2 separate regions of the Mus musculus genome follow, and region 1 is linked to region 2. Evidence: chromatin loops called from intact Hi-C (ENCODE). Cell type or tissue: left cerebral cortex. All regions are shown on one strand. Links, peaks and the distances in the headings refer to the core of each region. The heading gives the core; the rest is flanking DNA. Region 1 holds the start of Gm31226 (a long non-coding RNA gene). Region 2 has its middle 93 kb from the start of Gm31226.

Region 1 (12,951 bases), core at 2,410-10,409, 96 kb after region 2:
CCATCCTGGTCCCTACCTCCTGTGTGCATCTCTGGATAAGATTCTCTCACTTTGTGGCAGAAACCTTTAGTTTCCCCCAATCATCTTTGTTCCTTATATTTCTTACTAACTGAACCCTTGTGCTCTGGTTGCTGGTTTGTTTTTGGAAGGGGAAAATGCCTTTGAGTGAAATGAATGAAGTTGCCAGTTTTCCCTGCTGTCAAGGACGGCTAATGGGGTAAGGCTGGGGCTTGTGAAGGGCACTGACCTAGAGGGGAGGTGTGTCACTTTCCATTGCTTGTCATCCTCTGGCCGGGAATGGAGGAACACACATACATCCATCTTTGAGCACAGAGCCAAACACTAAGAATGAAGGCATAGAGGGTTGATAGAGTCTTGAACCTCAAATGACCCGGAGCACCAGGCTTTGAATTTCTTCCCTTAAATGAAAATTACCTTCTTTAAGCACTCTTTTCTATGCTTAAATATGCATCTACACATATCATATAAATGCTGATGGCCTAGCATAGGAAATTTTGATTACACTTGCCTTTCCTCTATATTATAATTATACAATAGATAATTCACATTCTGTTACCATTATCAAGTATATGGTTGTACCCATGGTCTCAGTTAATAACTTTGTATCGCAGAAGAACACGAAAATGAGCATCAGGTAGCATTACAAGCATGCAGTTCCTAAGGTAATTGTATGCCATTACATTAAGTTTTAAAATTTCTCCTGTAAAATTTTAATTTAATTAAGAAGATTCACAATGTTGGAAAGCTACCTATGCCGCCATCTGCCTCCCTGTCTCAGACTGACAGGATTAAAAGCTGAGAGTGGAGCCAGGTGGGCTGTATCTGAAACATCTTTGCCTTTTAGACAGCACCTCAGTGTTGAGGGGCTTGCTGGGATTGTGCATATTGCATGTATTTCTGTGGCTCCTGGGAGAGAGGCCCAGTTGGTACCTATAAATTTCCTTCATAATGCACATAAATAAGAAATTGTCATTGTCAAATGTATCTGGTGCTTATGACTGGCAAGTTGAGATGTGTGCTGGACAGTTTAAAGGTCAACTTGACACAAACTTATCTGAAAGAAGGGTACCTCAATAAGAAAATGCCTCTATAAGACCAGGTTGTAGGCGAGACCTTAAGGCATTTTTCTCAACTAGTATTTGATGGGGGAGGGCCCAGGCCATTGTGGGTGGGACTACTCCTGGGCTGGAGGTCCTGGGTTCTATAAAACATCGGGCTGAGAAAGCCAGTAAGCAACATCCCTCCATGGCTTCTGCATCAGCTCCTGCCTCCAGATTCCTGCCCATTTGAGTTCCTGTACTGGCTTCATTAAAGATGGACTGCAGTGTGGAAGTGTAAGACAGACATACCCTTCTCATTGTCAACCTGCTTCTGATCATGGTGTTTCATCACAACAATGGAACCCTAACTAAGGAAACGATTGGAAGGCCAGAACCAGAAAGATGGATTCATGAAACAAAAGCTCGTTATGATTCTATTTTTAAACCTTTGCTTTAAGAAAAATTAAAAATTGAAAGTGTGAATTTACCCCATTAGGTTTTCCCCATTCTATTCTCTGATGATTCCTCCTTAGTGAGCTACCAACCAAACGCAGTACGTTTTTGTTAAGTGATTTGTGTACAACTCGAGATTCACTTCAGCACATTAAAAGATAAAAGAAAATTCAAGTAGAATTATCAAGCCAGAAATTAAAATAAAAAATAAATAACAAAGAATACCATAAACCGGTTATGTGTGTGCTTGCCGGGGAGTCTTAATTTCTCTCAGTTGGAATCTTTCTAAAATAAATTTATCTTAAAATAATTATAATTCAATAAAATCTGAACTGCTAATATGTTCCCAAACACAATGAAAACATGAAGACAAGAAATTGTGTTGAGTCAGGTTCAAGATATCGTCCTTGGAGCCAAGCAGCAGCTGTTGGGAAGATGTGTCTGTGTGTGGTTCCCTGATGAGGCTGTCAGCTCAGAAAGCACACAGCTGATGCCGGCGTTCTTCTCCTGTCTGACACAAGAGATCCTCACAGATGGTAAGTGGGAATTAGGCAGGAAGGAGCAAAGGAAGGGCCATACACCCCCACCCCCCAAAACCTGGCTGTCACCAGAGTGTGTTTCTGCTTTTCCCTTGAGTGCAGTAGGCTTCTCCACCTGGTGGAGGATGCAGTGGCTCTAAAGTAGTCAGCAAATGCTCCCTTTGCAAGGTCTGTATGCTCCTGTGTCTCTGAGGTGCTGCCAAATGCCTCCGTCACATTCCTTCTGTTCATTTAGGGTGTCTGTAGCCACCCCCACCACCAACGTTCTGGTGTTTGTTATGTTATGGTGTGTTGCCAGGTTTGACTCTTTGTGGCTCCTCCAGCTGAGCAGATTGCATTGGGAGCTCAGCCCTGGGGTTGGTCTGTCTGTCCCTGCAGTGCCTTCAGTAATGGTGGTAATGGTCGCCTCCCTCTGGAACAAGTTCCAGCTGAGATGAGAATTCTTCTTTCTGCTTTAGTCACATATCACAGAGGCAGTCAAGGGCAGTAGTTTGTATTCATACTGGTCTGGGATACCAAAGCAGGTGTTAGATAGTCTTGTTTATTTGCTAAGTTATTTAGGGGGTTGGACTTGGGGCCTCATACAGGTTGAATACACACTCTGCCAATGGGCTACATGCAAAACTCCTTAAGCCTAACTTTGAAATGTGAGGAACAGCTATTTCTCCCAGGCCTGACCTTCAGGAAACATTTTGGGGGTGGGGTGGGGTGGGGGAGGAGTGGGGGCCATAAAAGGTCTTGGCATCCTGTAACTGCTGTTTCCTTTGAATTTCAAGGATGACTCATCAGATGTGACTGTTGGGTTAAGTTTCAGGATGACATGTGATACTTAAAATGCCCTTGCTTATAGGGTGGGCAGCCTGGTCCCCTGAATAATTTTTTTTTTTGTGCTCAGGGATTGAAGTAATTATTCCTTTCTCAGACCATGCATAAATCTATCTGAGGGGAGACTAAAGCAGCCTTTAGGAATGGAATGTGCTAGGAACTGCTACCAAAATTGTTAGAGATACAAAATAGTCACGTGTGTAATGATCTGAAAGGAAGAAAAAAATGCCTCCATGCCGGGAGAAAAATCAGCTTCTTTGCACAGATTGCAATGGCCAAGAAAAGTATAGAGGGGAGGAACTTGAAAGGTAAAAGGTAGGTTTGGAATTGGTTCAGCGTGGATAAATTTCCTCCTGGCAAAGGCTTGATTGCCAAATTGTGACATTATTGGGAGAGAGCAGAGGTGCATAGAAGATCATTAGCTACTGGGGTGTTTCCTTAAAGGATATACTGAGGCGTTCACTGTACAGAGGAGGCACAAAGCTGGCTGGTATAGGAAGAGATCCAAGCCAGGAATGGAGTGACACCCTGCATCAGAGCGCAGGAAGAGTGTGATGGCTCTGCAGAGTTCCCAGGGGAGACCCTCTCGCCCCCCCCCCCAGCTGCCACATCTGCTCATCTTACGTGTCTTCATAAGTGACATTACAAATGCCCCCAGCTTCATAAACCAGCCACCAAATTAGTGTCACATTAGACTCAGTCCTCTCATTACTATAGACAAGTGCAATGGTCCCTTTGCAGTACTGCATATGTTCTTGGGAACAGAAGTGTTTAAAAATGAGACTGAGGGGGTCAAATGACTTTGGCCACTGAACTAATAGATGAGAGCAAGGACATGGCCCAATTTTTGTGACACTAATTCCAGTGGTTTGAGAAGCCTGGATAGCTTGCAACATATTAGTTCTTGTTACCAAGTGTTTCCAGTTTCTAACATTACCAATCAACACAGCAAGACTCCACTCCTGCTTGCTGTGTAGTGAAGGCAGCTGAGGGGGTCATTCTGGCCAATGATGAGCAAGATGGACATCACTTGCAGGTAGAGGTGACTACTTATCTGTCCCAATCCTCTGCAGCTCTGATTCCCCTGCCCTGAGGCTAAAATGCTCAGATTTGGCGTTGCCATCAGCCTTAGTAGCTTCTGGAGTGTATGGAGAGGGGGCACAGACCCTAACCATAATGTGAGAGCAGAGAAAGGCTGTTGCCGCTGAGTGCCGTTGGGATTTTGTGTTGTCTGCTCTGGCAGAATGCAGGCCAGCTTGACTGATACACCAGAGGTGAGGGGTGAGTAGTCCAGGCAAAAACAGTTCTTTGAGTATATGCTAGGCAGTCATTTCTTTGAAAAAATAAAAATAGCTCCTGAACAAATATTGAAAGCAAATACATTGATTGTAAATACTTACACCACACCAAAATCTTAAAGGAGAATTTAAATTGTTATGATTCCAACCTATCAATAATGGTTCTCTCATAGTTTAATTTTCACAAAACAGAGATGGATGGACTGCTGGACACACGTGGGATGTTTGTAAGTTGCTGAATCCTCAGCAGGCTGTGGATTAGGAGCTGGAGACAGATGTTGATGAGAACCACAGACCGGTGAAGAAACTTCATGAGTGTAAAGGAAAGAAGACAAGATGGGACAAGCTAGATTTGGAAGTCCCAGGGCAGAAACAGCCATTGCAACCCAGGGATGAAGGGTACGCCAAGGAGAAAAGGATGCTTAGCAAAGAGATGAGGATGAAGGTGAGTGAGCAGTGACAGGAGTGAAGAGGAGTAAGGAGCACCAGTGGGAGGGGGAGACCATGCTGAGAAGCACGTGTGTGGTCACATAGCATGGACCAGCTCAGCATAGAGGAGATCAATTTTATAATGTAACTAAAATTTTTAAGTTAAGTTAACATACAAAGTGATGGGCTTAAATTATAACATTTCATGTATACATGTCAATATATTTTGTATTCCTCCTCCTGACCCACTAACCTCCCCATCTTCCTTGACCCCACTTTGCGGGTTCCCATCCTCCCTTTTCTGCTTTCAGATCACAGAGGTGCACATACCCCACTCCCATGCACACATACACAAACACATACCTTCACACACACAGAGAGAGAGAGAGAGAGAGAGAGAGAGAGAGAGAGAGAAGGAGAGAGAGAGGGAGGGAGGGAGAGAGAGAGAGAGAGAGAGAGAGAGAGAGAGAGAGAGGGAGAGGGAGAGGGAGAGAGAGAGAGGTGGGTAAAGTGAGATATAGATAGGTAGGTAGGTAGATAGAATTAAAAAACTCAAAATCAAAATAGTACAAGGTAACTTAGGAAGGTGTTGCATATCTATGTCACCTTGATGGGTATCACAATTGTTTGCATATGTTCAAAACAAACTGCACCCACCAAATGTGTGAGTCTTTGTTAATTATGCCTTAATAAAGGATGCTATTTTTGTTTTAGAAGAAAGCCACTGGTTTGTTGAATTATGTTTTGCATCCTCAGGAAGAGGTATGCTTGAGAAGGGGAAAGTCAGACTGCCTGGTGGTTTGAAGGAGACGTTCCCTATAGTCTCGGGCATTTGAATACTTAGTCCCTACCTGGTAGCATGTTTGGGAAGCTTTAAGAAGTGGGGCTGGCTGGAGGAGTTATGTCACTGCAGGCAAGCTTTGAGGTTTCCAAGCCACGAACCGTTCCCAGGTCACTTTTTCTGGTCGGTTCGTCCATGTGGTTCAAGATGTGAACCCTCAGCTTTCTGCTCCGGCCACCATGCTTTGGTTTGTGGACACTAAACCTCTGCAATGGAAAGCCCACATTAAACCCTTCTTTCTATGAGATGCCTTGGTCATGGTGCTCTATCTCAGGAAGGAAACTAATATAAGCAGTGAAAGGAAGCTAAGGCTGTGAGGATGAGAATCACACTGGGCTGTGGGCTGAGTGATGAATGGTTTCAATATTCTTACTAAAGCAGGGCATCGGAACATCCCTTGGGCAAAGGTGAGACTGTGGAGAGAAAGAAGCAAGTCTGAGTAGCTATTGTGGAGAGTGAGCCTGGACTCCAGAGAAATGAGCACAGATGAATCAGGTCTTCATGGAAAGCATTCTGTAGCCTGAATGAGAAAGCAGAAGGTTCTCTGCCTACCCACAGGATTAGGCATTATAGACCTAGTGAGAATCAGGGAGACCCGTGAATCATAGAATAAAATTCAAGACTTTTAGAACCATTATAAAGTGGGGAATCTTTCTAATTTAGTTACTAAGCTCAGACAGTTGAGACTCTGAGGGGGCAGAGTGGAGTCATTCAGGAGTTGGCAGCAGACCAGGGACTGATGACAGTATGTTAAGAGTTTGCTGGTGAGCAATAGAAGTGGGCTCTGACTCATTTAACTCAGAGAGTATACTAGGTACAGAGTCTTGGAGGCAGGGGTAATCTGAAGAACCATCCTGAGAAAGCTGGACTAGTGGTGCTCAGGATCCAGCTGGCAGGAAGCACTGCCCTCAGGGCCCACCGGGGCCAAGTGAGCCATCTACTCCTGTTGTTTCCCCCACTCAGTTCTTGGCAGAAAGAGGTAGATGGACTAAGCTTTAAAGGACATGATAGACTGCTCATGAAGCCTACTTGTGATATGAGAGAGGTGACTTTTCTCAAAGCAACACCATTCTTAAAAGCTGGATGGCTACAGAGGAGTGAGCTTAAGAGGACAGTGGAACCACAGCAGAGTAGGATAGCCACTGACATCAGGACCCTGGAAACAGAAAACCCACTTTAATTATCTATATCCAAGTACCGATAACTGTCTGTTCTTCTCATTCTCCATCTGTAAAGTATGTATACTAGAGACTTGAATTGCTATATGTGAAATGAGGTGTGTGTGTGTGTGTGGGGGGGTAACAAAAAGGTGCTTTTTAGTAGCCCATTATTATGGATATTTATACTGGATGCATTCTATCCCTACCATACCATGTGGCCACCATATTGGACATGTGATGGAGTTTGCTTCTAACTTCTATTTCTCTTTTCAGCTGCTCTATCGCATTTTGACTTTTTAAGCCAGTCACCCATGGACAAGATAGTGTAGGTTAAAGCCCAACCTCTAGTTAATGGTAATGATTTTATTATTTAAGCCCATATTTGAGGCATTTCTCCAAACAACCACTGTTAAGGGGTAACTTGTACTGAGAAAACACAGATCTTAAAGTCTGAAGTTCTAGGTTCTAGTCCTGGCCCTGACTCTTGTTCATTCAGTGACTTGGGTAGGTTAGTTAACAATTCTGATGTTCACTCCTCTGCAAAGTGGGCTGCTGCTGCCGCCTAAGGGAGGTGATGTACGGAAACATCGTATGAGCTGTGGCTGATACACATCCTTTTGTTGACACTCTGGGCTTGAAAATGATGTTTTCAAATCCTCAACAGGAGTAGTGGTCTGTCTGTGCTGGCACATACCAGCTGGAGCCATCACAGGGTCCTTTTGCTCTTGTTTATTTTTTGAGAGTTTCTTTGTAGCTCAGACTGGCCTTACACTTGCCAATTCTTCTAAATGCTGGGAGTATAGATATGCCCACCACACCTGGTCAGGGCTGACACCTTGGATGGTCTCTATGGAGACCAGATTTTTAACTCCACTCCACGAGCAGAAGCCTGGAGCTGCCTACTAGCCTAAAAAAGGCAGTCGATGCCAGTGCACAGGACTCCCACTGCTTCTGGTCCTGTAGTCACACTCACGGGAGAATGTCAATGCAGAGTGTGGAAATCAAGCCTAGGAGTCACTTGGTTTGTGCTGAAATTCTGCCTTTGTCTGGAATGTAGCTTTAACACATTTTCTTATCTGGGAAACGAGGGGATTGATGGTCACTGTGTGTCCTTGGGAGAGTCATCTCAGCAGTAGAGAGCTGTTTCTTTATCCATAGGACATTAGGAAAGGGCTGGCTGATGTTCAGGTTGCTTCTGATTTCTGAGCCATCTCTACCTTCTTTGAGGCACAGGTCATAACTTGAGACTGTTTGCTTCTTTTAAGTTTTTTTTTTTTTTTAAATTGTATTCACTTGAATGGATGCATCGTTTTGTCTGTTTTGTCTGCTGTTTTCCTGACTGATGCTCCGTGTATAATAGGACTCAATAGCAATTTCCTAAGCAGTACAGAGGAGCCATTTAAGTGAGTAGAAAGGAACTATAATTTTTCTCAAGGTTGACTATTTTTATATACATGGTCTTCCTGGTACATGTGATACTGTCTAGTGCCAATATTAATTTTATATTTTGAAAATACCCTTTACAGAGTTAGTGGAGATACACCATATTCTGTGATGCATTTTGTTTAAGGACAATTTTAATAATACAGGTGTTGAAAATGCATGTTTCTATGTGCGAATGCCCTAGACCCATTTTGCCAAGCACGTGCATGTCAGAGGACTTGACTTCTGCCCAGTTATATGCTGTTTTTATATCTGGCATTTGATATATGTGTGAGCACTTGGGCTCACACTGCTGTTTGGTCTGCAAAGGGGAAAAATGAAACATAAATACGTTGTCTTTGACCTTGAGATCATCAATTAAGGCCAAACAGGTTAGAAAAGAAGCTTTTAGTTTCTTAAAGATATTAAGATTGCCCAGAGCACCGAAAGAGCAGAGGCCCAGACCAATTACAGGCCATTTTATGAGCCCTGGCAAGGGTATATATTCGATTCTTGTTGTTTGTCCTTACAGAGTCCTTATTTTTTCATAAATTAAGACCAATCAGTCATAGGAACATGAAATTCCATTTATATTCCCAGATGACTAATGGCCTGGCTTTTGATTCTCGAGTTCAAACTCTGATGAAACAAAATAGTAGCTGTGTGATATTAGCAAATGGACCCTGTCAGGTCTGGCAATGTGCACAGCCACAAGGGCTGACCCTGAGCCTAGCCTCCATTTGTAGTTTTTGAAATGAAGTGAACAATCAGTTACTGACTGGGGAGAGACCACCAGGCTACTCTGGCCTTCCTAAGCCCCTCTTCTAACCAGCAGTTGCACAAGTCTCAGATTCAGAATGGGCACTGGAAGACTTGCCTAGCCTACAGCATGCAGGCTGCACTTTCCCCAAGGACTCAGAGGCATCCATCTGGTCCCCTGAAATATATATCCTTCTTTTCTCTAAGTGTCAACACGTGAACAATTTTTAATTGTATAGGATGAACCCAAACCTGGAGATTCCAGATATATCTTTTGGAGACTAGAGTGGGGAAGCAGGAACTACATTGGTAAGACAGGGGCAAGTGGGCATGAGACCAATGAAGTTTAGCATTAAAGAGTAAGCTTTAAGCAAACCCCTCCTGTTTAGCTGCCAATATCTGAGACAATAGCATGAGCACGCACAGTAATAAGAGCTTTCTACCCTTCTCAGCCTGGGACCTCCAAGCCCAGCTCCATTTATTCTGCTCTTCCTCAGGTGGAAATTTCACCGAGGACAGGACAGAATGACCTTGGTTCACAGAGCTGAAGACTGATTAAGCGTCACTGGCCAGTGGCAGGGTGACCAGTGGTAGAAGAAGAGCTTGAAACATTCTATCTGGGGCTTTGAAACCCAGCCTCTTAGATTCACTGAAACATTGCAACTCTGGATCAATTCTTTCACTTGTTTGTGGAGGATATGTCAAGTGAAGCCATTCACTGTCCAGACTAACAGAGTTTGTGGGAGGAGGAGATGTCACAAGGAGTCAGTAATAGACAAGATCAATATTGTTGAGCTAATCCAACATGGACCACCAGGGAGGATTTTCTAGCGAGGCAGTGCTGAATTAGACCTGAATTTCAGAAAGGTCATCCTGGAATAGAGATGAACTAAGAAGCAGGAAGATAATATCAGAGGCAAGAACATGATTTGGATGAGTACAGCTTCCGAAGGGATGGCTGGGCAGAGTGGCTGGATGAGACACTGGAGACAGATTGCAGGTTTAGTGACTCACTGGATGTGACAGCAATAGTGAGGGGGAGCTGACTGAGTTGTCTAGTCACGATGCCACAAGTCATGACGATCAGTAGAGAGGGTAGAGTGAGGTTAAGAGAGAGGCTTCTGCTTCAGTGTGACTGTAGGGCATGTGGCAAAGCCCAGTAAGCAGTGGAAATAATGACTTAGAACACGACAAATGGGGACACAACAAAGAGGAGTCATCTGAGTAAAGGGAGTTCAACCAACAGCCAAGGTGAAAACTTTCATCACCAGATCATGATGGTGTTTGGGCTCATAGGTCTTCATTCTCATCAACTGCTACTTCTCTTGCTAGAGACCCTGAAAATGGCATGTTCAGCCACGACAATGAAGCCAGACCCTTGTCTGTGTGCAGATTCAACAAAGCCCAAGATGAAGTCAGCACAGCCCTTCAGCAGTTGAGAAAATCTTTAGCTTCCATTGAATGAGGACATCATATAATACACATGCTGTAACCTGGTCCCATCCAAGGAATGACTTGGATGACCCATCCAAGTCTTGTGAATGACTACCGACTCACCACCGTCTTTCCTTCTTCAAGGTGGTTATACCACTGGGCTCACAGCTGCTGGGGGCTGCTGACTTCCTCTAGCTCAGGGTTGTGTTGTGCCTCCTCTGCCTACAGGCAGATGTGGGGATTCAGTGTTCATATGCCTTGGGACTTTTGGGGATAGGATGTGAAAGCATTTCTTAGTGCATTATCTTTATGGAAATAGGAATGGCATCAAATTTTAAGCAGCTCTCCGTGCTTAGCCACAATTGCAAGTGAAATGTACTAATTTCTAATTCTGTCCATCTTGGAATTGAAGGATCCTCTAATTTGCTTACTGTGTGTTGTATATGTGGTGCAAAGTTATATCAAAGTATACTTGACACATACATTGTATGAACATGATGCTGCTTAGGAACTGGACACAGCACATAAAGTTTCCTCATTGTGGCTTTCTATTAAGAAAGATTTTAGTTAATGGGCAGGACTGTGGATCACACATTCATTAAAACCATAGCTTTGTTTGGGACTAAGATTGCTCTACCTTGGGTCATTGATGCAATGTAGGACCCTTCATAAAGTATATTGAGTGTCCTGAACCCAAAGGGACACTTACAAAGACCTTTCAGTAACATTATTAAATAAGACAGCAACCCTGCATGTTTAGGAACTTAAAGGGCACTTCAGATGTGAAGACCGAATACTGTACAGGTGCAAAGCCAGGGACCCTGGTATGTGTGCTGCAGATCAGGCACTGTGAGGCACTCTCCATGCTTTATTGATCAGTTCCATAAGGTTCTGGAAGAAGCTGACATGTTATAGTGATGTGAATCCAAACCAAAAACAAACAAACAAACAAACAAACAAACAAACAAACAAACAAACAAACCAGAGTTGTTTCTCCCAAGGGGCCCGGTTAGGGGCATGTCAGGGTGGCCTTTAGGAAACAGATATATACACATGGTATGTACTCACTGATAAGTGGATATTAAACAAAGAACGTGGAATACCCACGATACAACTCATGGGTCACATGAAGCTCAAGAAGAAGGAAGACCAAAGAGTGGATGCTTCATCCTACTTAGAAGGGGGAACAAAATAATTAAAAGAAGTAGAGGTGAGAGGGACGTGAGAGGAAGAAAAGAGGGGGAAGGGAAAAGAGGGGCAGAATCAGGTATGGGAGGAGATGGAGGAGATGTACAGAGGGTCAGGAAATTGAACAGAGGTGTTTAGCAATGGGGGATGGGGAACTGGGGATAGTAACCAGAAAGTCCCAGATGCCAGGAAAGCAAGAGCCTCCTAGGACCCCATGGGGATGACACTGGCTGAAATACCCCACAAAGGGGAGGGAGAAACTGTTGAAACCATATCCAGAGGTTAGGCATGGCCCCCTGGTTGAGGGATGGGGCCACCCACCCATCTCCAAAAATTTAACCCAGAATTTCTCCTGTTTAAAGGAAATACAGGGACAGAGAGGGACAGAGACAGAAGGAAAGACCATCCAGAGACTGCCCCACCTGGGGATCCACCCCATATGCAGTCACCAAACCCAGACACTATTGAGGATGCCAAGAAGTACTTGCTGACAGGAGCCTGATACAGCTGTCTCCTGAGAGGCTCTGCAAGATCCTGACCAATAGAGATGTGGATGCTTACAGTCAACCATTGGGATCCCAATGGAGGAGTTAGGGGAAGAACTGAAGAAGCTGAAGGGGCCTTATCTGGCATCAGTGGGAGAGGAGGCCCTTGGTCCTGTGAAGGCCTGATGCCCCAGTGTAGAGGAATGCTAGGATAGTGAGGTGAGAGTGAGTGTGTGGGTGGGGGAGCACCCTCATAGAAGCAGAGTAAGGGGAGATGGGATAGGAGGTGGCAGAGGGGAAACCAGAAAAGGGGATAACACTTGAAATGTAAATAAATAAAATATTCAATTAAAAAAAGAGAGAGAAAGAAACAGATATAGCAGAATACAGAGTTCCTGAAAGCTGGGAATCTCTTCAAAGGTTAAGGAAGAAACAGAAGACCTGGATCCATCTTCATAGAATAGAGAGTGTCTCATTTCACGGGGACATTAGGACATCAACTTGCCCTAACCTTTTCATTAACCAGAGAGATGAATCGGCTAGTGAGCACAGTCTAGACACTGTCAGCACTGGGCTGGAATGGCAGGTAGCTCCTGAGAAGCCCCAGGCTCCCTGCTCCTCCTAACTCAATCTTGGCAGGCGGGGAGAAGGGGTGGGGCCTCTCTTGTGCTGGGGTCTGCTGTGGGACTCTGTCACTGGCATGGTATGGCTAATGCTATCTTGAAATAACAGTGGCCCTGCCCGCCCCAAGAACAGCCTCACAAGAATGGCCCATGAATACTCTTCTGTGGAGGGAACAGGAGTCACAATGTATCATGTGAGACCATCCCTCCCCGAGCATACACAAGCTTGCACCATTTCTGGAAAGACACATTTTCTTCCATGGGGTAGCTGCCCATTTGTGGCTTCAATAAGGTGATCCCTTCCGGTAACTAAGTTCAATAAACTCATTGGTCTACCAAGCCAAGCTGGTGGGATCATTTCTTCAGTCTGTCATAGGTGCTTTCTGCAGGGTGAACACATGCTGGCTTACATCTCCCCAGGTAATGTTAATGTA
Region 2 (12,951 bases), core at 3,099-11,098:
CGTCTGCAGTAAAAGCAAACAAGAATTGCTTTCTAAGTGCTGTTAGGGTGCTGTGGTGTCACCAACCTTCCCTGAGGCTTTCCTGGTTGAGTGAGTTCACAGTGGAGTACAACAGCACTATTTCTGTATAAGCCTGTTTCCTGCGAACATGAAAATGTAGAATTTCCCTAAGTTTTGAAGTGGTCTGGAAGGCTTGTCTCTGCACCCCAAACAGATTGTTTCTATCTCAGCTCTCAGACATTCGGCTGTGTCTGTAAGTGAGGCACTTGCTATTTTTAGTTGTGAAGACGGTTTTCTTGGATCACTGTGGTGCATTCACACTACATCTAATGAAATAAATGCTAATTCTGTGCATGTTTAATTTTCATAAAATGAAGATACTACATTTAAGAGAGATGGTCCTTTTAATGGAAACTAGTTTTTCAGACAAAGCCATTGCTAGGCTCATTTCTATAGAGCAAGTAAGTAAATTTAGTGTGGAATACAGGAATTGTCAGTTTTAGCCTAAATAAAAGACTGAAGTGAGCCAATTAACTCTTATACCAATTTAAGGGGAAGTAGGGACTGCAATTATGTTCATTAGTTTTCTTTGACTCTTTGTTACCAGTACTGAGTGAAAGGAAAGGACATATGTGGAACAAGCTGCATCTATCTTGAGCTCCTCCTTCACAGAACCCACCACTCTGATATCTTATTCTAACACTGTGTGTTCAGATGTATTTGTAGGAAAAATAACTTTTGTACATATGTGTCTTAGGATTTATTGCTGTGAAGAGACACCATGACCAAGGTAACTCTCATAAAGGAAAACATTTAATTGAAGTTAGCTTACTGTTCCAGAGGTTTAGTCCATTATCATCATGATGGGAAGCATACAGCATACAGGCCAGCATGGTGCTGGAGACAGAGCTGAGTGTTCTACATTTTTACCCAAAGCAGCAGAAAAAGATTGTCCCATGTTGGGAAGAGCTAGAGCATAGGAGAACTCAAACCTTACCTCCAAAGCTTTTCCAACAAAGCTATATATTCTCCAACAAGGCCACACCTTCTAATAGTGCTATTCCCCATGGGCCAAACATTCAAACACATGAGTCTATAGGGGGCAAACCTATTCAAATCACCACAGTATGTTCGCTCAGTTATGAAGGAGTTTGGGCCACTAATAATTTGTTGTCTTTGTTAAAATAACCCAGCATAATGAGAGTGAAGATGTTCATTGATACTAAGAAAGAAAACCAGAAACAACTGACCCCCAGTGACATAAGAAGCTGAGGCTTTAGTGACCTCTGTAGCCTAGAAGTTGGGAACGAACTCCTGGATAGAGCTTTGATAATGTTAGGATCCTGACAAGGTCAACAAAGGGAGACTTGACAATTTATATATTGCTTTAAAAATTGATATATAAGAGGTATTAAATTATGTTACAATGATGTTAGATTGACTTTTATGTTGGTTGTGTGTGTGTGTGTGTATGTGTGTGTGTGTGTGTGTGTGTGTGTGTGTGTGTGTGTGTACATATCAGAAAGATGAGCACTCAGGAGGCTAAGACAATAGGATTTGCATGAATTCCTAACCCTATTTATCAGGACACCTAGGTTATATCTAGTTTACATAGCTATTATCAGGTCATCCAAAGCAAGACTCTGGCTCAAGAAAACCAGCTGAACAAGTGCATATATGCTGAGTCACTCAGTGTCATAAATACTGTCTTTTTGTTTATTAGTCACTTCAAAAATTAGGAAAATGCTCTTGAAGGAAATCCTCATGAAAGATAAATATCCATGAAATTCTTCAAATAAGACTGGAAGTAAATTTGCCCTGGTGAAAGTTATTGTATTAAGTCATAGAAAAATAATAAAAAGCTGAGTGTAAGGAAATCTAATGTGTGTGGTTATTACAGATGTCTATAATGGTTGAGATGGTGGGCAGAGCTTCACTTGGGGAGTTCAGACGTGGGCCAGGAAGCATGCATGCATGTATTTGGGGGTCAGAGGCAGCTACCATGAGGTATAATACTCAGAGCTAAAACAAAAGTTTCCCCTCTCACATGGCAAACTGATTATAAATATAGCTTAGAATTGTTAGGGCAGTTCTTTTTTTTTTTTTTTTTAATGTTTTTCTTTTTATTTACTTTACATCTCAATTACAGCACCCAACCCTCCTCTCCTCCCAGTCCTGCCCTTATAAGTTCCTCCCCGCATTGGCCCGGGGAAAGGGGGGGTCCCCCTTGGTTACCACCCACCCTGGGACAACTAGAGCCAGCAGGACTAGGCACATGCTCTCCCACTGACGCCCAATCATGCAGTTGAGGTAGGGGGAAGGGGATCCAATGGCAGGGAACACAGACTGAGACAGCCCCAGCTTCACTTGTTAGGGCACCCACGTGAAGACTAAGCCTAACATCTGCTACAATTTGTAGGGGCTCTAGATCCAGCTCCTGCACTCTTCCTGATTGCTGTCCCAGGCTCCGTGAACCCCCATGGTCCCAGGTTAGTTGATTCTGTGGGTCTTCGTGTGGTGTCCTTGACCCCACTGACTTGCTTACTTCTATCCCTCACTCTTTCATAAGACTCCCTGAGCTCCACCCGAAGTTTGGCTGTGGGTCTCTGCATCTCCATCTGCTGCTGGATGAAGCCTCCCAGGAGACAGTTATGCTAGGTGCCTGTCTGAAAGCATAGCAGAGTATCACTAATAGTGTCTCTCTCTCTCTCACACATGGGATGGTTCTCAAGTTGGGCCAGTCATTGGTTGGCTATTCCCTCAGTCTCTGCTCCATCTGTATCGCTAGGGCAGTTCTTAATGTCAGGGATTCAAAGTTACTCAAGCTTTGCAGCCATGTGTGGGTTGTGCCCTTATCTGTACATTAGATGATAACTTAGTGTATATATTTTTCTTTTGAGACTGAGACTGTGTTTTTTGAAAATATATTCTTTACTAATATCTTGGTAATTCTGTAATTCAGTCCATGTACTTTGATCATAAACATTCCTGCTCCTTTCCCTGATTTCTCCTATATCCACAGCATCCCATCCCCCTCAACCCACTGCATAACCTGTGTGCTGGGTGTGGAGCTGTGAGATTCTACCTGGAGTAAACATAAACCTGGATGATCATGTCTAGCTCAGAAAGAGCAAAAACTCAGATACACATCAATTATATGGTTCTAAAATGGTATTTAAAGTGATCACGAGGCCAATTCCTTTCCCTTAGTGTCTCACAAGAGTATAGGGAAAATGGAGCCTCTACAGACAATGGTGGTCCTGTACTGGTGAAGGACAGTATCTTCTTGACAAGTCAGGAAGGAAACAGGAAAGATACTGGCATGAGTCCACAAAGGAGAGCCCCAGAACAACTTCACCTTCCTTCCAAAGTATTCCAGAAGGCGTCTCAAAAACTGTACTTTTCAGAAAACTAATCATGTAAACTGTACAATCCCATCCAGATTCCAGTTACAAGCCTCCAAAATGACAAGTGTTAACAACTGACAAATAGATAAATTAGAACCCCTCGTGTGTGTGTGTGTGTGTGTGTGTGTGTGGTGTATGGGTATGTGTGTATGTACATGTGCGTGTTGACAATGAAGATAAACAGTAACCTTGGAAAACAGTCTGACAGTGAAGCTACATGTCCAAGAGAAACTACCCATGGAGAAATTTGTATATGAAGGTTCTCGTCAGCATTACTCATGGTAGCTAAACAGTGGAAAACACCAAGTATTCAATTGATTAGTGGATAAATAAATGAAGTATATCTATAAAATATGATTTAATTTGGTTGTAAAAAGAAATGAAGGGCACATACTTATAACAACATGGGCTGATTCTGAAAACATGTTAAGTGAGTGAAGCAAATAATTCACCTTATATGACATGTCTACAGCAAGGAAAGCCACCAAGACAGGAAGTAGATTAGTGTTTTCCCGGGATTTAGAAGGGACTTTCTTCTGGAGTAGGTAAGTAGAGCTAGTTGTAGTGGTGGCTGCACAACTCTGTGAATATACAGAAAACCAATGAATCATGGCTTTAGTGAGTAAGCGTATAAAATTCTTAAAATAACTAGTGGTTTACCAATTTACAAAGACACGTGTTTTCACTATTATAAAAAGTTCTTACAAAGAAAAAACCATTGCTAAGGGGAGCTAGTCAAAGACTGTAGTGAGCCAAGGCATGTTAGCTGTTATGGTCAGCACCCAGGTACTTCCTTCTACAGAGATGACCGAAGTACTGTGTAATGCAAGTAGGCAATGGGAAAAGAATGTGTTAAAAGACAAAATTTTAAAAAGAGTAAATCATGATTCTTATGAAGCTATAATGAATATGTATTAAAGATTTAACTTATGCAGGGAGGGAAATTGGCAGATGTTCTAACTAGTTCAAAAGAGAATGTGAAGAGTAGAAATACTAACACATGTTCTACAGCAACTCAAGGATGACGATCAGAGCTGGAAATAGTGTGGCAGAGTGTACCAGATACTGCTTAGCAAGGAAAGGCTTGAATCAGATGGCTTGGGGGTATCCTCTAGACAACACAGTTTTAAATTGAAGCATTTTTTTCCACTATACAAATATTTGTCCCAAATATTTATGACACAGAAGGTGAGTGAGGCTACAACCAGAGTGAGAAGCAGCGACAGCAGAAAGCACATGAATATTCAGTAGTTGTGCTCAGAGCTATAGACTTGACAGGAATGATGGATCCAGAGTGGAGGGAAAAGAATATTTGTCCAGACAGGAGAGCATAGCTGGAGGAGGATGGGGCAGTGGGCATGAGGGCAATTTAAATAGACTTTGACACATACTTGATCTGAGGGATTCAGGAACAGAGGGAATCCAGGCTGGATCCTTGCTTTTAGAATCAAGTTTCAGCATTCATGCAAGGAGTGCTTTCAAAGCAATGTGACCGGCTCGGCTAATGACCGGTTTGCTGTGGAAGAAAATGCTCTCACCCATTGCAGATAACACACGATCGACAAAGATGCCTTGATTCATAAGGATCTATTTAACAAATCTAAGTGGTTAGTAATAAAACAATTGTGGTGTTTTGAATAGGAATGGACCCCATAGGCTTATGTACTTGAATGCTTGGTCATTAAGAATTGGTGCTACTTGACGGGGATTAGGGGGTGTGGCCTTGTTGGAGGAAGTGTGTCACTGGGGGTGGGCTTTGAGGTTTCAAATGCTCAATCAAGCCAGTCCTGGTGGTGTTCTTTTCCTGCTGTCTTTGGATCCGGATGTAGATCTCTCAGCTACCTCTCCAGCACCATGTATGCCTGTGTGTTACCATGCTACCTGCCATGACAGTAATGGACTAAGCATTTGAACCATAAGGCAGCCCCCAATTAAATGCTTCTTTACCATCATCATAGTCTCTCTTCGCAGCAATGGAACACTGACTGACACACCACAACAGTGGATAGTAACAAGACATGGTTTAAGATCCAACAAGAATTTACAGAATCCTTCCTCTTAATTTGCACAATGCTCAGTAGGTTGATAAGAGGTAGCAAAGGGCTAGAGGCATTGCTAGAGTACTTGCCTAGCATGTTCAAGACCATGGGTTCAATCCTTAGCAGTGCCAAAAATAGAAAAGACATCAAGAGATAGAAGATTTATAAAAGGAGTGAACAAATCCAGCGTTACAGAATCCTAGATAAGTTATTTTACACAGGTCACTTATGCTTCCAGAAGAAATGATGCTAAAACAGGAGTTAGCTTCCCAGCTCAGTTTAATCACAATGTAGCAGTGTGTGTGTGTGTGTGTGTGTGTGTGTGTGTGTGTGTGTGTGTGTGTCAGGAGAGAAAGCATGCACTGTGGTCTAAGAAATGGAATAATTTAAGTCTGGCTTTGTTAGCTGTTCTCCTGGACATGTAGCTGAAGCTCTCTGAATCTCAACGCTGATGTGGGGATGAAAATGCCCACCCAAATGATGGCTGTATAAATAGGAGGACATAAAGCAGAGCCAACCTGCCTCTCACAGGCTTTATGGATCCCAGGATAGCAACAATTGTGGCCCAGCACACTTGTAGATCATGTCATGTTGCAGTATCAAAAAGCTGGAAAATAAAAGTTCTCAAGGTATGTAGACATCCAGATTCTCCAGAGCCTGGGAACTGAGACAGGAGGATTGTGAGTTCCAAGCTAGTTTGGACTTTATAGTGAAACCAGTTTTTTGTTGTTATTGTTTTCTGCCTTTTTGAAAAAAAAAGTCCAGGAGCAAAGTCACATAGGATCTGAGCCCTCCCTCAGCAGACAGAAGACGGTAGCAGGGAGTACGCAGCCACTTCAGGTTCGCTGCTTCAGATGGTGACACATGGTTTTATTCCTCAGTGCAAACCAGAATGTTGATGGCTCTGGTTCAGGTAGCTACACCATTCAGGCAGGGATGAAAGCAAAGAAAACCAATGAAAAGACAAGAAAATGGGTACGAGGGGAGAAATGGCTGCTGGTTGGAAAAATGTGAAAGTTAAAGGATGTGTATCACACAAATGGCAATCTTGTGTGATGAAGGGCAAGTACTGTGTGTGTCGACCATGGAAGACTTCCAGGAAGCTCTGTTTGTATTCTTAGAGTTCTTCAACCAGCTTAACTGTTTGACAAAAGGGAGCTGACTGGTAAATAATGATCACAGACTCATGCAAGTGAAAACTATGGACACCTGGAAGAAGGGAGACTCTTCTTCAATATTGGTTTTTAGTGGTTTTCATGTTAACTTGTAAAGTAAAATGAACTTAAGATGAAGATGTGAGCTTATAGTTTTCTACCCTTCGGTAGGAAAATGAACAGAACCAGATACAGTCTTTCTGAGAACCAGGTATCATTGATTGTAATCGGGGAGGAGAAAAGGAGGAGGAGATAGTCTTTTCCTTTATATGCCTTTTATATTTTATTATTTCAACTCTGTGGCTGCTCAAACAATAAAGAAGATAACTGTTAAAACTGCAAAAAATGAAAAAGCTGTAGCCAGAGATCAATATCTATGCAGGGCAAGAAGGTGAGGTTTTTGTTGAGAAATGTAGACGCTCACTCTGTAAATGCTTGCTCTCAACCATGGATGGCTCTGTGAATTTACAATCTGTTTGGCTGTATACTCTTATCCAAGTGAAAGAGATAAGAAGTGTGCAGTTGTGGCAAAGGGACCTCAGTCCATGTTTGCAGAGTAAGCTGATGTTGTTTCTGCAAAGTTTCTGAGTTCAGATAAAGCAGATTCGATTCAGTAGTGAGGAGATGCATGGCCTCTTCCAACCTCGTCTGTTCACTCATTAGTTCACACAGAGAGTATCAAATATCTACCATATCCCCCAAACTCTGAAAGCACCAGGATTCTAACAGTGAACAAAACCATTTCCTATTCAGACAGAGCTTATATAATAACATAAAGTAAAAATCCAGAAACAAATATATAACACTAAGAGAGTAAAGCAGGAAAGGAGGATAATGTGTGCCTTCAGTGGGAGAGTGGGCAGTTGTTTTAGGATACTTAGAGACATCTTAAGGGAGTAAGAAAAGAGAAAAAACCTAAATTAGGAGAGGGAATAAACACGTGAGGGTCTTGGAGGGACAGCATTTTAAGTAGAACCCAGAGCTGGAAATGCTTGCCTTCTTCACAGACCAGCTAAGGCAGCATACAGAGGAAGCGAAACAACAGCGGCCAGGACTGGAGGAAACTGGAGGTGCTTTGTATCAGTGCTTCTCAAGCTCCTTGTGCACATCAGTCATCTTGGGGTCCTGCTAAAACAAAGATTCTGATTTGCTAGTTTTATCATGTGACCTGAGATGATATCTTTCTAACTAGCTCCTTGGAATGGTGTCCTTGCTATACAATAGATAGCAAGGAGGGGGGAGGGGGGGTGAGGCAGCCGCTGTGGTTATGGAAAGAGGTTTAGATTTTATTCTCATTGTAACAGGGAAACATTCAAAAGTTTTAAATAGAGGAGTAAGAAAAATCTTGACTGACTTTAATGATTTCTCTTTGAAGAGGGCAAGGAATCCCCCACTGACACCGCATCACTAGGGGTCTTATTGAAGGGGCCCTCAAACCACTGCACCAGGGACCACCTGGGAGTGACCTTGGGCCTTTGACTAGGAACTAGGGAATGGCATCTGATAATGCCACACCAGTCCTGAATGGTGCTCAATCCACCACGGGAAAGCCACCACAGGAAAGCCACCTGCCTTGCCTGGTGAGACAATCTCAGCCATCTCTAGCTTGAGGAACTCTTTGAACATGTATATCATCCCTACTAAAGCTTGGGGGACATCACTGAAGAGGGGGTGGGGAGGATGTAAGAACTGAAGGAAGTAGTGGAGTGAGGTGGGATGCTGTCTTAGAAGCTTGGCAGCGAGTACATACCATGCATGTCCTTTTGGGTCTGGGTTACCTCACTCAGGAAGATATTTTCTAGTTCCATCCATTTGCTTGCAAAATTCATGAAGTCATCATCTTTTTTTCAATGTCATTATTTATTTGTTACTTTTAAAGACTTATTTTTGACTGGACTCAGACTTAGAAGTAGAAGCTCTCAGCAAGGACAGCCTACGTCTCTTGGCAATCTGTTACTGGAGTTTTTCTTTGGCTTCCTTCATTCTCTTGACCAACAGTTTAGTGTATTCTGCAGCCTCCTCTTTGTTTTTCTTAGTGCGTTGTTTCTTCAGAGCAATACATCGGAGTTTGTGTTGCAGGACACGTGGAGTAACAAGGCGTTGAATCTTGGGTGCTTTGGTCCTGGGCTTCTTACCTTCTTTGTTTAAGGGCTTCCTGACAACATACTGACAGACATCATCTTCTTTGGAGAGATTAAAAACTTTCAGATTCTACTAGCTCTTTTAGGTCTTAACCGATGAGACACAGTAGTATCTGTCAGTCCAGGAATATCCTTCTCTCCTTTCTTTACAATAACCAAGTTGAGAACACTTAGATTAGCGTCCATAATGCATCCACGAACAGACTTGCACTCCCTCTCTCCAGTTCTCCTTGGTCTGTAACAGGAATGCCCCCTATTCAACAGCAGGCGCACTCTGCCATGGGTCAGAACACCGTGCTTCATGGGAAACCCTTGCTTGTCATTCCCACCGCTGATCTGGACCACATAACCCTTCCACTCTTCACCAAGAGCGTCAGCAGCAACTTCTGTGGCCATGCGCTTCTCATAGAGTGTGTGGAGCTTGCGTTCGTCATCCACTTCAATGAGTTTCTGACAGTCATTGGCAGGGAAGGAGATGTTCAGCTTCATCTTGACACAGCTGACCGCCTAGGAGGTGTCACGAAAAAGAGAGAAGTCATCATTTGTAATAGCTGAGTAGTACTCCATTGTGTAAATGTATCACATTTTCTCTATCCATTCTTACACTGAGGGACATCTGGGTTGTTTCCAGCTTCTGTCTATTATAAATAAGGCTGCTATGGACATAGTAAAGCATGTGCCCTTGTTATATGTTGGAGCATCTATAACTCACAGACCATATGAAGCTTAATAGGAAAGAAGGCCAGTGTGTAGATATTTCAATCCCACTTAGAAGGGGAAAAATAATCATGGGAGGTAGAAAGAGGGAGGGTCCTGGGTGGGAAAGGGGAGGAGGAGAGAAAAGGGGTTCAGGTTCAGGTATGGGAAGTGACAGGAGAGACGTCCAGAAGGCCAGAAGAATAAATAGAGATATGTAGCAGTTGGGGGCAGGGAATTGGGGGGACTACTAGAAAGTCCCAGATGCCAGGGAAGTGAGAGGCTCCCAAGACTCAGTGGGAATGACATTAGCTGAAATACCTAACAGAGGGGAGATAGAACCTGAAGAGACAACTTCCAGTAGATAGGCATAGCCCTCAGTTGAGAGAAGGGGCCACTCACCCATCTCAAAATTTTTAATCCAGAATTGTTCCTGTCTGAAGGAAATACAGGAACAACAAAAAAAGGAGCATAGGCTAAAGGAAGGCCATCTAGAGACTGTCCCACCTTGGGGCATGTCCATCCCACATACAGACACCAAACTCAGACACCATTGCATACACCAGCAAGATTTTGCTGAAAGGACCCTGATATAGCTGTCTCTTGTGAGACTATGCCAGGGCCTAGCAAACACAGAAGTGTATGTTCATAGTCAGCTATTGGATGGAACACAGGGCCCCCAATGGAGGAGCTAGAGAAAGTACCCAAGAAGCTAAAGGGGTCTGCAACCCTATAGGTGGAACAACAATATGAACTAAGCAGTACCCCCGGAGCTCGTGTCTCTAGCTGCATATGTATCAGAAGATGGCCTAGTCGGCCATCATTGGAAAGAGAGGCCCATTGGTCTTGCAAACTTTATATGCCTCAGTACAGGGGAACGCCAGGGCCAAGAAGTGGGAATGGGTGGGTAGGGGAGTGGTGGGGGGTATGGGGGACTTTTGGGATAGCATTGGAAATGTAAATGAAGAAAATACCTAATTAAAGAAATGACAACATGGAGGAGGACACTTGACTTCAACTTTGGGCATGTGCCTTTGCACACACATGTGCCTTTGCACACACATGTGAAGATGAATGCACAGATAGACGTACACAGAGCTCATACACATGCACGTGCAATGAATGAAAGAAATACGATTGGCCACCCAAACCAAAAGGAAGACAACAAAAGAAAAGCATGCCCTTCCCCCATGAAAATAGAAAGGGGGAGCATCTGCGATGAGGAAGAGGGGCTGCAGCGGTGCGAGAGGGACAAGTCAGGGTGACAGGGGCAGATGAGATCAAAATACATTATAGTAGTTCGTGAAAACTCCTAAGAAACCCATTATTATATATAATTATTATATGCAAATAAAAAAGAAAAAATGAAATACATAGCTACCAAACCAAAATAAAGGGCTCACAAGGCCATGCCAGAGAAAAGGCAAGTACACAACTGAGGTGTGACTTTGAGCTGAGCACCAGCTGCTCTGTGACAATAGGCAGCTCCTCGTGAGGGCTGTCCTCGCCTGCATGTGGATGGCCTTCCCTTGGTGTCTTCACACCATCTTTGCTTGTGTTCCTCTCAGAGACTCTGCAAGCTCTCTAGTGTCTCCTCGTGTCTTTTTGTGAGGACACTAATCTTATTGGACCCACCTAAACTGTGGTGGTTTGACTGAAAATGGCCCCCATAGGGAGTGGCACTGTGAGGAGGTGTGGCTTTGTTGGAGTAGTGTGACCTTGTTGGAGGAAGAATGTCCCTGGGGGTGGGACTTGAGGTTTCAAATGCTCAAGCCAGGACCGGTGTCACACTCTGCCTGCTGCTTGAGGATCCAGACAGGGAACTCTGTACTCCTTCTCCAGCACGATGTCTGTCTGCATGCTGCCATACTTCCCACCATGATGATAATGGATGAAATCTCTGAAACTGTAAGCCAGCTCCAATTATGCTTTCCTTTATAAGAGTCGCAGTGGTCACAGTGTCTCTTCATAGCATTAAAAGCCCTGTTCCCTTATTCCATATTACTTTACCCCACCTCCATGAAAGTCCCATCTCCCATATACAGTCACATTGGAGGTTAGGGCTTCAACATATGGACTGGGATTGGTTATATAAACCAGAACCTATTGGAGGCTGTCTTCCTACCTCTTCAGTATCTATACCAGTACCTATGCTCCCTGCTTACTGGGTAGAGAGACAAACAAAGATAGAAATCTTTCAGGACCAGGTGTCTGCCACAGACCAACTGAGTGACTTTGGGAAGATAGACTACCCTCTCTGAGCTCTCCTGCCTGTAAACTGGAGGCAAGCCTGCCTTTCACAGTGCCGTGAGAACAGTGTGAGACAGGGCATGTGGCCCTGGGCTTGTCAGGTGCTCGATGCTCAAAAATGGCAGCTGTATACGTTTGCATTTTGCAAGCAACTTGTAATTTTACCTTTGGATCCAGTTTCCACTCATAGCTTCATCATACAGCGGCAAAACGGAGGCATAGGTAGTGTTCACAGAAAGGGAAGAAGGGTCCCCTCCCCAGCTGTTTTCCCAGCATGCACTGCAACAGATGGTGTGGCTGCTAAGGGTACTTGCATAAAGGTAAAATGTTTTCCTCAGATGTCTAATCTTGGTTCTTCATTATTCTGTGGCTGCCATTCTTGCTAGCTTTGGTCTCCAGCTAACATTTATGATGTCTTTTAAGTAAACATCGGAAAAGAACACAAACTCACACACAGCTAATAGGAATCAGCAGGGGCAGGGAGAGAAGTTATTTTCCCCTTCATTACCAGTCTACCTCCATTAAAACCCCAACTGAGATCAAGGTTATCTGCAACAAGCACAGAGAGGAACCGGGGCAGCCACATCACACCCCACAAAGACTCTCCCTCCAGCTAAGGCTTCCAGAACTTTCTGTTCTTTGGATTCTGTGGGTGCAACTTTCTGACTGCAGCTGAATCACTCAGTTGCAGAATCCCAGAGAGAAAATCCTGTGTGTGTCAAGAGCAGCACTACAGCATCATCTTGTTAACTATTGAGACATTGTAGCATTTGGACTATGAAGGCAATCGTTTTACATTCTGGGCTTGAATATAAGTCTCTGATAATTCATTCACTCATTCATTCTTCCTTTTTAATTTGTGTATCTCGTCTCTTCTTCTCTTTTTCCTATCTCCCCCCCCTCTCCCTCTCTCTCATTTTTGTAGTTTCTTTTCAGCTTTTATCTTATGTTTGGGTGTTTTGCCTGCATGTGTATCAGTGCACTTCATGCATGCAGTGGCCACAGTGGCCAGAAGAGGGTGCCAGATTACCTGGAACTGGAGTTGCTGCCAGTTGTGAACCACCAAGTTGGTGCTGGGAATTGAACTCAGGACCTCAGGAAGAGTATCCAATACTGTTAACTGCTAGCCATCTCTTAAGCTCAAGTCTCTGCAAACTCCTAGGGAGTTTCCCCTACATAAGAATAACTAGGTGGAGGTTATGTTTTTGTTTTTCCAAGCCCAAAGTATCCCCTGAAGAATCTGATTTCCGTTTTTTCTCTTTAT

What was found. Hi-C counts contacts between places; a loop is a spot of excess contacts. Peaks named below come from ENCODE experiments on the same cell type or tissue, not always from the same donor. Only the 100,000 strongest peaks of a DNase experiment are listed, where the experiment ranks them.
Region 1: a loop joins it to region 2, with 2.3 times the contacts of the local background. A loop is called at or near these places in 1 of 42 quality-filtered maps.

The regions. Positions count from the first base shown.
Region 1 is chr6:49,631,657-49,644,607 of GRCm38, forward strand. Gm31226 (a long non-coding RNA gene) reads left to right here and starts at 1,975. Exons shown (of 5, transcript XR_377650.2): 1 at 1,975-2,050; 2 at 4,369-4,621. In left cerebral cortex, for the core only: no CTCF peak of the experiment used is centred there; DNase peaks (open chromatin) are centred at 6,146, 7,542 and 9,785.
Region 2 is chr6:49,534,498-49,547,448 of GRCm38, forward strand. It overlaps the pseudogene Gm5305. Among named protein-coding and RNA genes, the nearest start is that of Gm31226, 93 kb to the right of the region's middle. In left cerebral cortex, for the core only: no CTCF peak of the experiment used is centred there; a DNase peak (open chromatin) is centred at 4,302.